Regions from separate parts of the Homo sapiens genome. Here region 1 is linked to region 2. The links are chromatin contacts, found by Hi-C or POLR2A ChIA-PET in ENCODE. All regions are on one chromosome and are shown on one strand. Each heading gives the region's core, a stretch centred on a gene start or an enhancer-like site at or near the end of the contact. The rest is flanking DNA. Distances are from core to core; before and after follow the strand shown. Region 1 has its middle 130 kb from the start of BCAS1-AS1. Region 2 has its middle 52 kb from the start of ZNF217.

The links. Hi-C counts contacts between places; a loop is a spot of excess contacts on that map. ChIA-PET counts read pairs that join two places held with the same protein, here RNA polymerase II (POLR2A). Pooled maps may share reads with other maps.
Region 1: a map of Calu3 shows a loop between it and region 2 (5-fold over the local background). The contact joins two enhancer-like sites. A Hi-C loop is called at or near these places in 1 of 168 maps with a recorded cell type or tissue (Calu3) and 2 of 50 pooled maps. POLR2A ChIA-PET finds 5 or more read pairs at or near these places in 4 of 52 experiments (AG04449, B cell, CD4-positive, alpha-beta T cell and 1 more).

The regions. Positions count from the first base shown.
Region 1 is chr20:53,781,466-53,788,470 of GRCh38, forward strand. No RefSeq gene overlaps it. Among named protein-coding and RNA genes, the nearest start is that of BCAS1-AS1, 130 kb to the right of the region's middle. Within about 2 kb of position 5,011, at least 12 of the 41 ENCODE cell types and tissues checked have a DNase peak (open chromatin) inside an H3K27ac peak, as active enhancers do; they include B cell and Panc1, where a contact is called at or near this core.
Region 2 is chr20:53,641,743-53,649,045 of GRCh38, forward strand. No RefSeq gene overlaps it. Among named protein-coding and RNA genes, the nearest start is that of ZNF217, 52 kb to the left of the region's middle. RefSeq lists enhancers at 1,537-1,586, 1,627-1,676. Within about 2 kb of position 1,574, at least 29 of the 41 ENCODE cell types and tissues checked have a DNase peak (open chromatin) inside an H3K27ac peak, as active enhancers do; they include B cell and Panc1, where a contact is called at or near this core.

The DNA.
Region 1 (7,005 bases), core at 3,761-6,260, 140 kb after region 2:
CAGTTTTCAATTCTTTTAGATATATATATCTAGGAGTGGGATTGCTGAATTATGTTCTAATTCTGTATTTACCTTTAAGATTTTTTAACTTTAAACATTTTAATCTGTATTTAATGGAAAAACATAAGAAAGGAAAAATATCCCAGAGGAAAAATATGCAAATAAATTCTACCTCTGGTTGATATACAGTTATTAATAACAAAACTAGTGTGAGTTTAGAGAGAATGTTTAGCAAACACTGATAAATGAAAAGAAAAAAAATTACCAAAAACCCTGTATCTGCAAAACAACCACTGTTAATAGTGATCTTTATTTTCAGAGAATACAAATATAGATCAAGATTAATAGTGAAAATAAGGCCAGCATTTAGAACAGTATATGTAAAATCATTATTTAAAAACAAACAAGGCTGGGTACGGTGGCTCACACCTGTAATCCCAGCACTTTGGGAGACCGAGGCGGGCAGATCACCTGAAGTCAGGAGTTCAAGACCAGCCTGGCCAACATGGTGAAACCCCGACTCTACTAAAAATACAAAAAAAATTAGCGAGGCATGGTGGTGGCAGGTGCTTGTAATCCCACCTACTCAGGAGGCTGAGGAAGGAGAATTGCTTGAACCTGGGAAGTGCAGGTTGCAGGGAGCCGAGATCGTGCCATTGCACTCCAGCCTGGTCAACAAGAGCGAAACTCCGTCTCAAACAAACAAACAAACAAACAAACAAACTAGGCCAGGCACGGTGGCTCACGCCTGTAATCCCAGCACTTTGGGAGGCCGAGGTGGGAGAATCGCTTGAGGCCAGGAGTTCAAGACCAGCCTGGCCAACATGGTAAAACCCTGTCACTACCAAAAATACAAAAATTAGCCAGGCACGGTGGTGCGCACCTGTAGTCCCAGCTATTTGGGAGGCTGAGGCAGAAGAATTGCTTGAGGCTGGGAGGCAGAGGTTGTAGCAAGCTGAGATCATGCCATTGCACTCTAGTGTGGGAGACAGAGTGAGACCCTGTCTCAAAACAAAAAACAAACAACCCCCGCCCCGAAAAAAAACCCCAAAACAAAACAAAAAAAACAAACAAAGCCAAGATCTCTCTGAGGTTGTGCCAAGCCCACTGTGCTTTTTCTCATTTATCTTGGCTTCTGAAAGAAAGGAATGCTATTATGACCACTTTACAGTGGGAAAGGTTGTGTCGTAGGGCTTCTACATCATGTGTCAGAGCTGGGATTTGAACCCAGGCCATCCCAGTGCCCATGTTTACCTGTAGGCACAGCAGCCTCACAGATGTCACATCACACACAGTGTTTGCGAAATTTATCTCAACTTTTGTTGTGATGAAAAATTTCCGACAAATACTTTTCTGCAAGATAATTTTTTAACCACTGCACACTATTCCAGGGATGGGTGTATCAATCCCATACATCTCTATTGATTATGTCTCCATGATTTCATGTTTATACTATTACATCAATGAGGTGAATAGCATTGTCTATATATATTTGCACGCATTCTTATTTTTTTTAGGATAAATTCCCAGAAGTGGAATTGCCCAATAAAACAAAAAAGACTTCAAGCCATTTGATATACACTGCCAAGCTGGCTCTCAGAAAATTGTGCTAATTTACATTTCTAACATCAGTATATAAGAGTGCTTTCTTCTATATGTTACCAACACTGGTTATTAACAATGGAAATTCTTTTGCAAATCTTATAGTTCAAAATATTATATATTACCTTATTATTCATGATATTTTCTGGTAAAATTAAAATGCTAACCATACCAAGAGTAGGCAAGAATGTAGAGGGACTTGGCCAGGCACAATGGATCACACCTGTAATACTAGCACTTTGGGAGGCCAAGGTGGGTGGATCATTTGTTGGGAGTTCAAGACCAGCCTGGCTGACATGGTGAAACCCCATCTCTACTAAAAATTTAAAAATTAGCTTGGCATGGTTGTGTGCTCCTGTAATCCCAGCTACTCGAGAGGCTGAGGCTGGAGAATCGCTTGAAACTGGGAGGTGGAGGAGGTTGCAGTGAGCCGTGATTGCACCACTGTACTCTAGCCTGGGTGACAGACTGAGACTCTATCTCAAAAAAAAAAGCTGCCATGGGGGCTCATGCCTGTAATCCCAGCACTTTGGGAGGCCGAGGTGGGTGGATCACCTGGGGTCGGGAGTTTGAGACCAACCTGACCAACATGGAGAAACCCTGTCTCTACTAAAAATACAAAATTAGCTGGGCATGGTGGCGCATGCCTGTAATCCCAGCTACTCAGGAGGCTGAGGCAGGAGAATCACTTGAACCTGGGAGGCGTAGGTTGTGGTGAGCTGAGATGGTGCCGTTGCACTCCAGCCTGGGCAACAAGAATGAAACTTCATCTCAGAAAAGAAAAGAAAGAAAGAAAAAGAATGTGGAGGGACTGGAACTCTCATATACCACTGGTAGGAAAGAAAGATGTTGCAACCATTCTGGAAAATAGTTTGACAGTTTCTTTAAAAGTTCAATGTCCATCTACCCTATGATCTAGCCATTTCATGCCTTGGTATTTATCCAAGAGAAAAGGAAATAGATGTCCATACAAAGAGTTGTACACAAATGTTTATAGTGGTTTTAATTGTAATAACTTCAAACTGAAAATAAACCATATGTCCGTCAACAACTTAATAGATAAACAAATTGTGGTACATCCATACAATGGAATAGCACTCAGCAATAAAAGTAAATGAACTATTGATACATGCAATGACATTAGTGATTCTCAAAATTATTATGCTGAGTGAAAGATGCCAGACAACAAAGAGTACATGCCATTTGATTCCATTTGTATAAACACTAAGAAGTATACACTAATCTCCATTTAGTGACACTAACCTATAATGACACTAATCTATAGTAAAGCAGACCAGTGGTTGCCTGGTAATCGGCGGGAGGAACAAAATAAAGTAATTACAAAGAAATCTTTTGGACTAATGGATATGGTTACTATATTGATTTGTGGTGATGATTTCATGGTCATATACATAGAACAGAACAAAACAAATTGTACCTTTTCAATATGTGTAGTTATTGTATGTTAATTACATGTCAATAAAGATGCTTTTAAAAATCCCCCCAGGTAGGCCAGGTGCAGTGGCTCATGCCTATAAGTCCAGCACTTTGGGAGGACAAGGTGGGAGGATTGCTTGAGCTCAGGAGTTTGAGACCAGCTTGGGCAACATGGCAAAACTCTGTCTCTACCCAAAATACAAAAATTAGCTTGGCATGGTGGTGCATGCCTGTGGTCCCAGCTACTTGGGAGACTGAGATGGGAGGATTGCGGGAGACTGGGAAGTTGAGGCTGCAGTGCGCCATGATGATGCTACTGCACTGTAGCTTGGGTGAGAGAATGAGACCCTGTCTCAAAAAAAAAAAAAAAAAAAAAATTCCTCTCAGGACGGTTGGCCCTACGTACGTGCGGATTCTGTATCCATGGATTAACTCAACTCAACTGAAAATATTTGAAAAAAAAAAAAAAAAGATGATTGCCGGGCGCAGTGGCTCACGCCTTTAATCCCAGCACTTTGGGAGGCTGAGGTGGGCGGATCACCTGAGGTCAGGAGTTCGAGACCAGCCTGACCAACATGGAGAAACCCCGCCTCTACTAAAAATACAAAAAAATTAGCCGGGCTTGGTGGCACATGCCTGTAATCCCAGCTACTCAGGAGGCTGAGGCAGGAGAATCACTTGAACCCGGGAGGCGAAGGTTGTGTTGAGCAGAGATTGCGCTATTGCATTCCAGCCTGGGCAACAAGCGTGAAACTCTGTTTAAAAAAAAAAAAAATGCATCTGCAGTGAACATGTACTGACTTTCTTTCTTGTCGTTTCCTGAATAATACTGTACAACAACTATTTATATAGGCTTAGGTGTTATAAGTAATCTACAGGTAACTTAATGTGTACAGGAGGATGTACATAAGCTGTATGCAAATATACCTTTTTCTTTTGTTTTTTGAGACAGGGTGTGTTTCTGTTGCCCAGGCTGGAGTGCAGTGGCAAGATCTTGACTCACTGCAATCTCCACCTACTGGGCTTAAGCCATCTTCCCACCTCAGCCTCCCAAGTAGCAGGGACTACAGGGGGACGCCATCATGCTGAGCTAATATTTGTACTTTTTGTAGAGATGAGGTTTCGCCATGTTGTCTAGACTATGCTGGAACTCCTGAGCTGAAGTGATCCGCCTACCTTGGCCTGCCAAATACACCTTTTTCTGTCAGGAACTTGAGCATCTGTGGATTTTGGTATCCGTGGGAGGTCCTGGAACCAATCCCCCAGGGATATGGAGGGACAACTGTATTACAATATTCTCATTGTTTTACTTATTGTTGTTGTTTACTAAGCAGGGGCACTGAATATGGTCAGGCAGGCTGCCAGTTTCACAGTTCTCTATTTGGAGTGTCTGTTTCCAAATAGACACCCCCCCCGAAGCTGTGAAATGGGGCAGCTTCGCCAATAAGCTGAACATCATGGCATCTATTGATCAGCCTTTTATATTTCTTTTTACGGGTATTGCCTTTATTTTGAGGATTTTCCATCTGTAAGTTCTCTTTATATAGGCTATTAGGCGTCTGTCATACATGTTGCAAAGATGTTTTCCAGCTTTGCAATTTGGAGTTGACTTTTGACACCGATGAACCAGTGACAATTACTTCTGATCCGATAACTTATTTGTTGGCAAAGCATGGTCCTGTGAATTCCTTTCTTGGCACCTAGGATCATTGCTTCAGCATCTGTTCTTTTAGAAAACAGGTTTGTCCAGCAACTTGTATTTGTCATCTTCCTTGTGATTTGTTTGATCAAGTACATTGTCTGTTAAGTTGAGTTGCTGCTGGCTTTCAGGTCAAACGCATTAGGCTTTAATAGGCATTCTGAAGTGCTTACCAAACCCAGCTCTGTAGTAAAGGAACTGTTAAGAGTCCTTCTTTTCTCTTTTCCTTCTCCTACTTTTATTTCAGTTTGTTGAATTCCTCCCATAATCTGCCTCTGGGTTAAAGGCTTTACGTTATCTTTTCACATCTAATTCTCATAACCTTGTGATCCTAGGTGTGGTTAGTTCCGTTTTTTATTTAAGGAAACTAACTTGTGGAGAAGTAAAAAAAAAAAAATTCTACCCAGAATCACATGGGTAGCAGGTGAGGAAAGTGACTTTTGAACTTACATTGGTCAGACTCCAAAAGTCAAGCTCTTAACCTTCACCCTACTACCTCTAACTTACCCTGGCTTTCAATGAGTTGCTTGTGTGTTTCTTCGTCTTTTAACCCTGATAAAGAGATTTGGTGCACAATAGGACCTGAGATCTATTGGGTTGAGAAAGAGAAAGAATATTCTATGTGGGGTGGGCTGAGGAGGTGTTTCCAAAATGTTTCCACTTCAGTTTCATACACAAACATACAATGGATGAAAAAGCAGGAAGGCAATAAGCTCACTTTGTTACACACTCCTCCGCAGTCAGGTTGTACATAATGCCGCTACGAGCAGCTTCTCAACCTCAGCACTGTTGACATTTTGGGTGGATAATTCTTTGTTTTGTGTTGCTGTCGTGTGCCTTGGATATTTAGCAGTATCCCTGGCCTCTACCCACTAGATGCCAGTAGCACCTCCACCCCTGCTGTGACAATGGAAAATGTTTCCAGACATTGCCAAACGTCCTCTGGGAGGAAGAATCGCCCCTGGTAAACACTCAATGGCCTATGATTAATAAAGGCTTAACAATGCCTTTCACAGCTCCAAAGAAATATCCATAGATTACAAGGCTAATAAAGATACACTGGGTCATGTATTTCTCTCCTTCTCTCTCTCTCTCTTTTTTTTTTCCCGCTAGCAGAATTTCCTAGTGGAAGCTGAATGTTTGATTAGCACACTTAGAAACCGTAGAAATGTTTATTTAAATATATGGCTAACACAAAGAAAACATTTTTATCATTATTTTCTCATTACAGATAATTTTTTTTTTTGAGGTGGAGTTTCGCTCTTGTTGCCCAGGCAGGAGTGCAATGGCATGATCTCAGCTCACCACAACCTCCGCCTCCCGGGTTCAAGTGATTCTCCTGCCTCAGCCTCTCGAGTAGCTGGGATTACAGGCATGTGCCACCACACCCGGTTAATTTTGTATTTTTAGTAGAGGCGGGGTTTCTTCATGTTGATCAGACTGGTCTCGAACTCCTGACCTCTGGTGATCCGCCAGCCTTGGCCTCCCAAAGTGCTGGGATTATAGGTGTGAGCCACTGTGCCCGACCATTACAGATAACTTTTATTGAACTCATACTGTTTGCCAGTCCCAATGCTAAATCCCTTACTATGTCATTTATCTCATTTATGACTCACAGGTTTTAAAAATAGACATGAATGTTATGCCCATTTTACTGATGAGGAAATTGAGATTTACAAACATTAAATAACTTCTTTTAAGATCACTGGAAAGATTAATGCAGCTGAAAACTTAACCCAAGTTTGTTTTACACTGGGGTTTATTTACACTACTGACTTCCAAAATTAATATTCATCCACAGTAGGACAATTAAACACAATCATTAAAAACAAAATGAAGACTATAAAATCAGTGCTATCTTACCACTCAGCAATAATCTGTATTGACATTTTGCTATGAATTCATTCAGTCTTCATTCTCTGCATTTAAAAACATATATGCTTTAGAAAAAACGAAACATGTTTAATATCCTATGTTTTTTCTTTATATTTGGGACTACTTTTCCATCATGATGTTAAACATTCTTTACTAAGTACCATTTAAAAGGGCTATATAAAAATTAAAAAAATTAACCAGACATGGTGGCATGTACCTGTAGTCCCAGCTACTTGGGAGGATGAAGTGGGAGGTTTCTTTGAGCCAAGGAGTTAGAGACCAGCCTGGACAACATAGTGAGACCCCCACCTCTAAAAAAATAAAAATATTTAGCCAGGGGTAGTGGCGTGTGCCTGTTGTCCCAACTACTTGGGAGGCTGAGGCAGGAGGGT
Region 2 (7,303 bases), core at 324-2,823:
CCTGTAATCCTAGCACTTTGGGAGGCTGAGGCGGGCAGATTACCTGAGGTCAGGAGTTCGAGACCAGACTGGCCAAAATGGTGAAACCCCGTCTCTACTAAAAATACAAAAAAATTAGCTAGGCCTAGTGGCACACGTCTGTAGTCCCAGCTACTCAGGAGGCTGAGGTATGATAATTGCTTGAACCCAGGAGGCAGAGGTTGCAGTGAGCCGAGATCATGCCATTGCACTCCAGCCTGGGTGACAAAAGCAAAACGCCCTCTCAAAAATAAATAAATAAATAAAGTCTGTTAATTTAAAAATAAATAAATGCTTAAAAGGCACTCTGTCTAATGAGTACAAAAATTGGAAGGAAAATGACCCTTCACTTCACTGTTGCATGAACAGGAAATGGAAATGTTTTTGGGCATATGTATCTCTTGGGAGAGTGAGGTGGAAAACAATACCAGCCACCATTCTTTAATTTGGATTGATCCACTGTTCTTGATTTTGAATAGCAGGTGGCTTTGCTGTGGTGTTATTGTTGTTGCTCTTTTTTTGTTTGTTTGTTTGAGACAGAGTCTTGCTCTGTCGCCTAGGCTGGAGCATAGTGGCGCGATCTCGACTCACTACAACCTCCGCCTCCCGGGTTCAAGCGATTCTCCTACTGGGATTACAAGCACATGACACCATGCCCGGTTAATTTTTGTACTTTTAGTAGAGACAGGATTTCACCATGTTGGTCAGGCTGGTCTCGAACTCCTGACCTCGTGAACCACCCACCTTGGCCTCCCAAAGTGCTGGGATTATAGGCGTGAGTCACTGTGCCCGAACGTTGCTCTTTAATGTTAGTATTTTGTTATCCCAAAGAAAGCTCTCAGACCACGGAGACTCTTAAAAGACAATATCAAATGTTTCAACAACTGACAAACCTCAGACTTCCTGTATTTCTGTAAGTTGCAGTTTTCCCTTCCTTCTTCTTCTAATTTGTTAATATCTCTGGGGCCACAGGCTCTCTCTCTCTCACACAGGTCTCTAACTAGATCAGTGGATCAAAGGTGAGGCTTTGCTAAGTAATCAGGGTAATTTCACCGGTGTAGCAAGCTATTAAAAACAGACCTGCAGGGTTTTTCAAGGACAACCAAGGTATTGATTTGGCAACCAAAAACTCCTGTAGTGCAAGCAATAATACACCAGGGCCAGTGTTTCCAACACCGTCACAACTCCTCCCCCTCCCTGTCCCTAGTGACATTACAAAAGGCACAGCTAAGGCCGATACTCCAGCTCCTATGCCCCTGCTCCTGTCTTCAAAAGGAACGTCACTGTTATAAATTAGACAAGGGAAGAAAAACCTCATTTCTTTGATGATTTTTTTAAAGAGCTTTGTTTTCCCACGCATAATTGTTCTTCCTATTCATTATGCCTTTATGTAGACTTTGCTTTTTCCTTTAAAGAATACACTTCTTATGTAATTTGTTTTGCATTTCTGGAATGAGGAACTTTTCTGCTCATATTGTTGTTAAAATCTAGACAACACGCCCGTGTGATAGATCACCCTGAGCCTTGGAAGGAAATGATTCACCACAATACTGTAACTGAAAGTCGTCTAACACCAGGGCTGGAAGGCAGGCTATGAACCGCTGCATTACCTGCGTGCAGCAGCAATGGGAGGCAGCCAGAGGTTCCCTCGGCCTGCCTAGCTCACTTCAGCTTTGTTCCTGTTCTGTTTCCTCCGTCCGAGTAGCAGGATGCTGGAAATTCATCCTCCATTTTTAAGTTTTAAAAGAAACCCAAAAATTGTGATTTTTTTTTTTTTTTTGACACCGAGTTTTGCTCTTGTCACCCAGGCTGAAGTGCAATGGCACGATCTTGGCTCACTGCAACTTCTGCCTCCCAGGTTCAAGGGATTCTCCTGCCTTAGCCTCCTGAGTAGCTGGGATTCCAGGTGCCCAGCATATGCCCAGCTAATTTTTGTATTTTTAGTAGACTCAGTGTTTCACCATCTTGGTCAGGCTGGTCTTGAACTCCTGACCTCAGGTGATCTGCCCATCTCAGCCTCCCAAAATGTTGGGATTACAGGGGTGAGCCACTGCACCCAGCTGGGATTTTTAATAAGCCACATCTGCCCAAATGGGCCTTTCCAGGCTACTGTCTTATAATTTTGCACTTAAATTTGTATTTAAACCACACATTAATGCACTGTATGGAAAAAGTGAACACCAAACATACCTATTACTAATAAAAAGATTTCAAACAATAAAGCCAAAAGAGCAGAGAAACTAAAAATAAAAAATATGTATTTTATTTTCCTCTGCATGTTTTTGGTGAAGGCAGATCATAGATTACGCCCATGTCAGAAACAATGCAATTTTATAATTCTTATGAAAAATGGGCCAGGCGCAATGGCTCATACCTGTAATCCCAGCACCTTTGAGAGGCCTAAGTGGGTGGATCACCTGAGGTAGGGAGTTGGAGACCAGCCTGACCAACATGGAGAAACCCCGTCTCTACTAAAAATACAAAATTAGCTGGGCATGGTGGTGCATGCCCGTAATCCCAGCTACTAGGGAGGCCGAGGCAGGAGAATTGCTTGAACCCAGGAGGCAGAGGTTGCAGTGAGCCGAGATCGCTGGTTGTGGTGGTGTGCACCTGTAGTCCCAACTAGTCTGGAGGCTGTGGTGGAAGAATCTCTTGAGCCTGGGAGGTTGACGCTGCAGTGAGCCAAGATTGTCACCGAACTCCAGCCTGGGCAACAAAGCAAGACCTTGTCTCCAGAAAAACAAAAACAACAACAAAAAAAACTAATTAATATTTCAGTAAAATTTAGGTATAAATTTGGCAAGAATATAGTTCTTCACTTTTTTTCACTATGCTGCTCTTTTCTAAAATCAATTGATGAAATTTAAAAATTCGAGTGAATGTGTGTATGAAAACTGAATTAATCTGATATTTTCTTATATAAATTTGATTTCCATGATTACAGCTGAAATTGAGTTTAAGCTAACACAAATATTCAGGTGGTTTCCCTCCCTCCCTCTGTCCCTCCCTCTTTCTCTTTCTTTCTCCCTTTCTTTCTTTCTTCTTTCTTTCGACAGGATCTCTCTCTGTCGCCCAGGCTGGGTGTGGTGGCGGGTGCCTGTAATCCCAGCTGCTGGGGAGGCTGAGGCATGAGAATCACTTGAGCCTGGGAGGCAGAGGTTGCAGTGAGCCGACATCAGGCCACAGCACTCCAGCCTGGGCAACAGAATGAGACTATGTCTCAAAAGAATAAATAAAATGAAATGAAATGATGATAATAATAATAATAATAGTGCTAGTCTTAAGAGTGGGCTGTGCGGCTGGGCGCAGTGTAACCCCAGCATTTTGGGAGGCTGAGATGGGTAGATCACCTGAGGCCAAGAATTCAAGACCAGCCTGGCCAACATGATGAAACCCGTCTCTACTAAAAATACAAAAATTATCCAGGCATGGTGGCGCGCACCTGTAATCCCAGCTACTTAGAGACTGAGGCAGGAGAATCACTTGAACCCAGGAGGCAAAGGTTGCTGTGAGCCAAAGATCATGCCACTGCACTTCAGCCTGGGCGACAGAGCAAGACTCTGTCTCAAAAAAAAAAAGAGTGGGCTGTGACAGATGGATGACAATCCATTGAAAGCAGGTCTCAGCCATCTAGGTCAATCTGGGCAGCTGCTTATTTCTGTAAATAAAGTTTTATTGGAACACAGTTGAGCCTACTCATTTACATATTGGCAATGGCCTCTGTTCTACTTCCGGTTAAGACAAAGCCTCTAGCGCTCAAAGCCTAAAACAGGTATTAGCTGATGCTTTGCAGAATGTTTACTGACCCCTAATCTAAAGTATTTAGTACAGTTACTCGCATCTGGAAGATACCTGCTATTTATATGTTAAGTAAACTCAAAGGCAAAGATCAGCTTCTGTTTATCATTCTTCCTTTCCCTGGGTTCAGCAAAGGCCTTGCACATGTAGTGTGTGCTTTGTGAAATATGAAGTTAACATAATTCATGACAATAAAATATAATTGTCATGATATAGCATTCAGAGAAAGTTGATAAGTAATAAAACTTTGGGCACAGTTTCAATTTAAAATAATCCCAATCTACTTTTTCAGTATTCCGTAATTTCAGTTAGAGTGCAAATAATTATGTAATATTGGAATGCCATTCAACTGGCTTGTATTTATGTGAAGAGAAGTTGGTCAATGTGAAAGGAAACCAACATTACCATCTTTTTTTTTTGAAGCTGTAATGATCATAAAATGTAAATGCATTCTGCAAACTTCAAATAATGTGTTTTAATGGCCTAAACCCCTGGTAAAGTTAGCTTTTAGAGCAGACACAAAATAAAATTGGGTCCTGAATACTGGTTGGTGCATCATGGGGTAGAGGCAGAGGAAGAAAGAGGGGAGAGGCCAGGCGCAGTGGCTCACGCCTATAATCCCAGCACTTTGGGAGGCTGAGGCAGGCAGATCACTTGAGGTCAGGAGTTTCGAGGCCAGCCTGGCCAAAATGGTGAAACCCTGTCTCTACAGGAAAAAAAAAAATTTAGCTGGGCATGATGGCAAGTGCCTGTAATCCCAGATACGCGGGAGACTGAGGCAGGAGAATCGCTTGAACCTGGGAGGCAGAGGTTGCAGTGAGCTGAGATGGGACCACCGCACTCCAGCCTGGGTGACAGAGCGAGACGCCATCTCAAAAAAAAAATAAAAGAAAAAAAAAGAAGAAAGAGGGCAGAAAAAGAATGGAGCGAGATATCATTAGCTCACCACTCCAGCTGAAAATCAGTTCAAAGTAGAGCTCTGTGCCATACCAGTCCCCAGCGTGGGCACTTCTAATTACAGTCAATGAGCATTTTGTTTGTAAGGGAGAATTTTTTTTTTTTTTTTTAATAGGGACAGGGTCTCACTCTCTCGCCCAGGCTGGAGTGCAGCAGCATGATCATAGCTCTGCAGCCTTGAACTCCTGGGCTCAGTTGATCCTCCTGCCTTAGATTCCTGAGTAGCTGGGACTACTGGGACTACAGGTGCAGGTGTGAGCCACCACTCCTGGCCTTGGGGAGAATGTTAACTTCTAAGTAGAACTTAACCAGAGGCAACACTCAAGAATTCCCAAGAGCAGCAGGCATAGTGGCTCCCCCATGCCAGCATTTTGGGAGGCTGAGGCCAAGGATCCCTTCAGCCCAGGAGTTCCAGATGAGCCTGGGCAACGTAAGGAGACCTCATCTCTCTCTCTCTCTCTCTCTCTCTCCCTCTCTTTTTTTTTTTTTTTTTTTTTTGAGACAGGGTCTCACTCTGTTGCCCAGGTTTGGAGTACAGTGGCACGGTCTCGGCTCACTGCAGCCTCAACCTCTTGGGTTCATTGCCTCAGCCTCCCGAGTAGCTGGGATTACAGGTGTGCACCACCATGACCAGCTAATTTTTGTATTTTTAGTAGAGACAGGCTTTCACCAGCTTGGCCAAGCTGGTCTGGAACTCCTGACCTCAAGTGACCCGTCTGCCTTGGTCTCCCAAAGTGCTGGGATTACAGGTATGAGCCACTGCGCCTGGCCATGGATTTATTATTATTATTTTTTACTTTTTTATACAAAGACAGTAACCCCAAGAGGACAGAAACCTGCTCACAGCTGTATTTGGCACCTAATATGACATCTCGGAGGTATTCGAGGCTAATTTGTTGAAAAGTATGAAAGCAGGTTCTGTTTTTTTGGCTCTGTTGCCCAGGCTGGAGTGCAGTGGCGTAATCTTGGCTCACTGGAACCTCTGTCTCCCAGGCTCAAGTGATCCTCCCACTTCAACCACCCCAGTAGCTGGGACTATAGGCATGTGCCACCACAACTGGCTAATTTTTTATTTTTTGGTAGAGATGGGGGTCTTGCTGTGTAGTCCAAGCTGGTCTCAAATTCCTGGGTTCAAGTGATCCGCCCATCTCAGCCACCCAGAGTGCTGGGATTATAGTTATGAGCAACCGTGCCCTGTTAGCGGGTTATGTTCTAACCCCTGACAATGAACATTTTCCCTGCTCTCCTGGAGTGTATGTTTTAGTCAAGAAAGGCTGAAAGCGATCAAGAGAGCAAACAAGTTCATTATTAATAATCGTGATAATTGCTCTGAAGGAAACGGGGCCTAAGGTCAGAAAACCAGAATCATAATTTTTGTTCTTGACCCAGGGCCAGGCACAATATTTCGACGATGCCAAAAACTCAGTGATTTACATAAATTATACATATATATACGATTTTTTTCTTTTTCTTCTGTCACCCAGGCTGGAGTTGCAGTGGTGCGATCATAGCTCACTGCAGCCTAGAACTCCAGGGCTCAAGTGATCCTCCCACTTCAGCCTCCTGAGTAGCTAAGACCACAGGGGTGCACCACCACACCTGGCTAATTATTAATTAATTAATTATTTCAATGTTTTATTTAAAAAATTATTTATATAGAGATGGGGTCTCACTGTGTTGCCCAGACTGGTCTCAACCTCCAGGGTTGAAGCCATCCTCCCACCTCAGCCTCCCAAAGCGCTGATATTACAAGCATAAGCCACTGCACTGGGCCTATATAAATAATACTTTAGGCTGGGCACAGTGGCTCACGCCTGTAAGCCCAGCACTTTGGGAGGCCGAGGCGGGCGGATCACCTGAGGTCGGGAGTTTGAGACCAGCCTGACCAACATGAGGAAACCCCATTTCTGCTAAAAATACAAAATTAGCCGGGCATGGTGGTGCATGCCTGTAATCCCAGCTACTCGGGAGGCTGAGGCAGAAGAATCACTTGAACCCAGGAGGCAGAGGTTGCGGTGAGCTGAGATCGTGCCATTGCACTCCAGCCTGGGCAACAAGACCAAAACTCCATGTCAAAAAAAAAAAAAAAATTAGCTGGGCATGGTGGCATGCCCCTGTAGTCCCAGCTACTCGGGAGACTGAGGCAGGAAAATCGCTTGAACCTGGGAGGCGAAGGTTGTGGTGAGCCGAGATTGAGCCACTGCATTCCAGCCTGGGCAACACAGCAAGACTCTGACTCAAAAAAAAATAATAGGCCAGGCATGGTGGCTCACACCTGTAGTCCCCGCATTTTGGGAGGCCGAGGTGGGCGGATCTCTTGAGGTCAGGAGTTTGAGACCACCCTGGCCCTCATAGTGAAACCCCGTTTCTACTAAAAATGGAAAAATTAGCCAGGCGTGGTGGTACACGCTTGTAGTCCCAGCTACTCAAGAGGCGGAGGCAGGAGAATTGCTTGAACCTGGGAGGCAGAGGTTGCAGTGAGCCAAGATCACTTCACTGCACTCCAGCCTGGGTGACACAGCAAGACTTC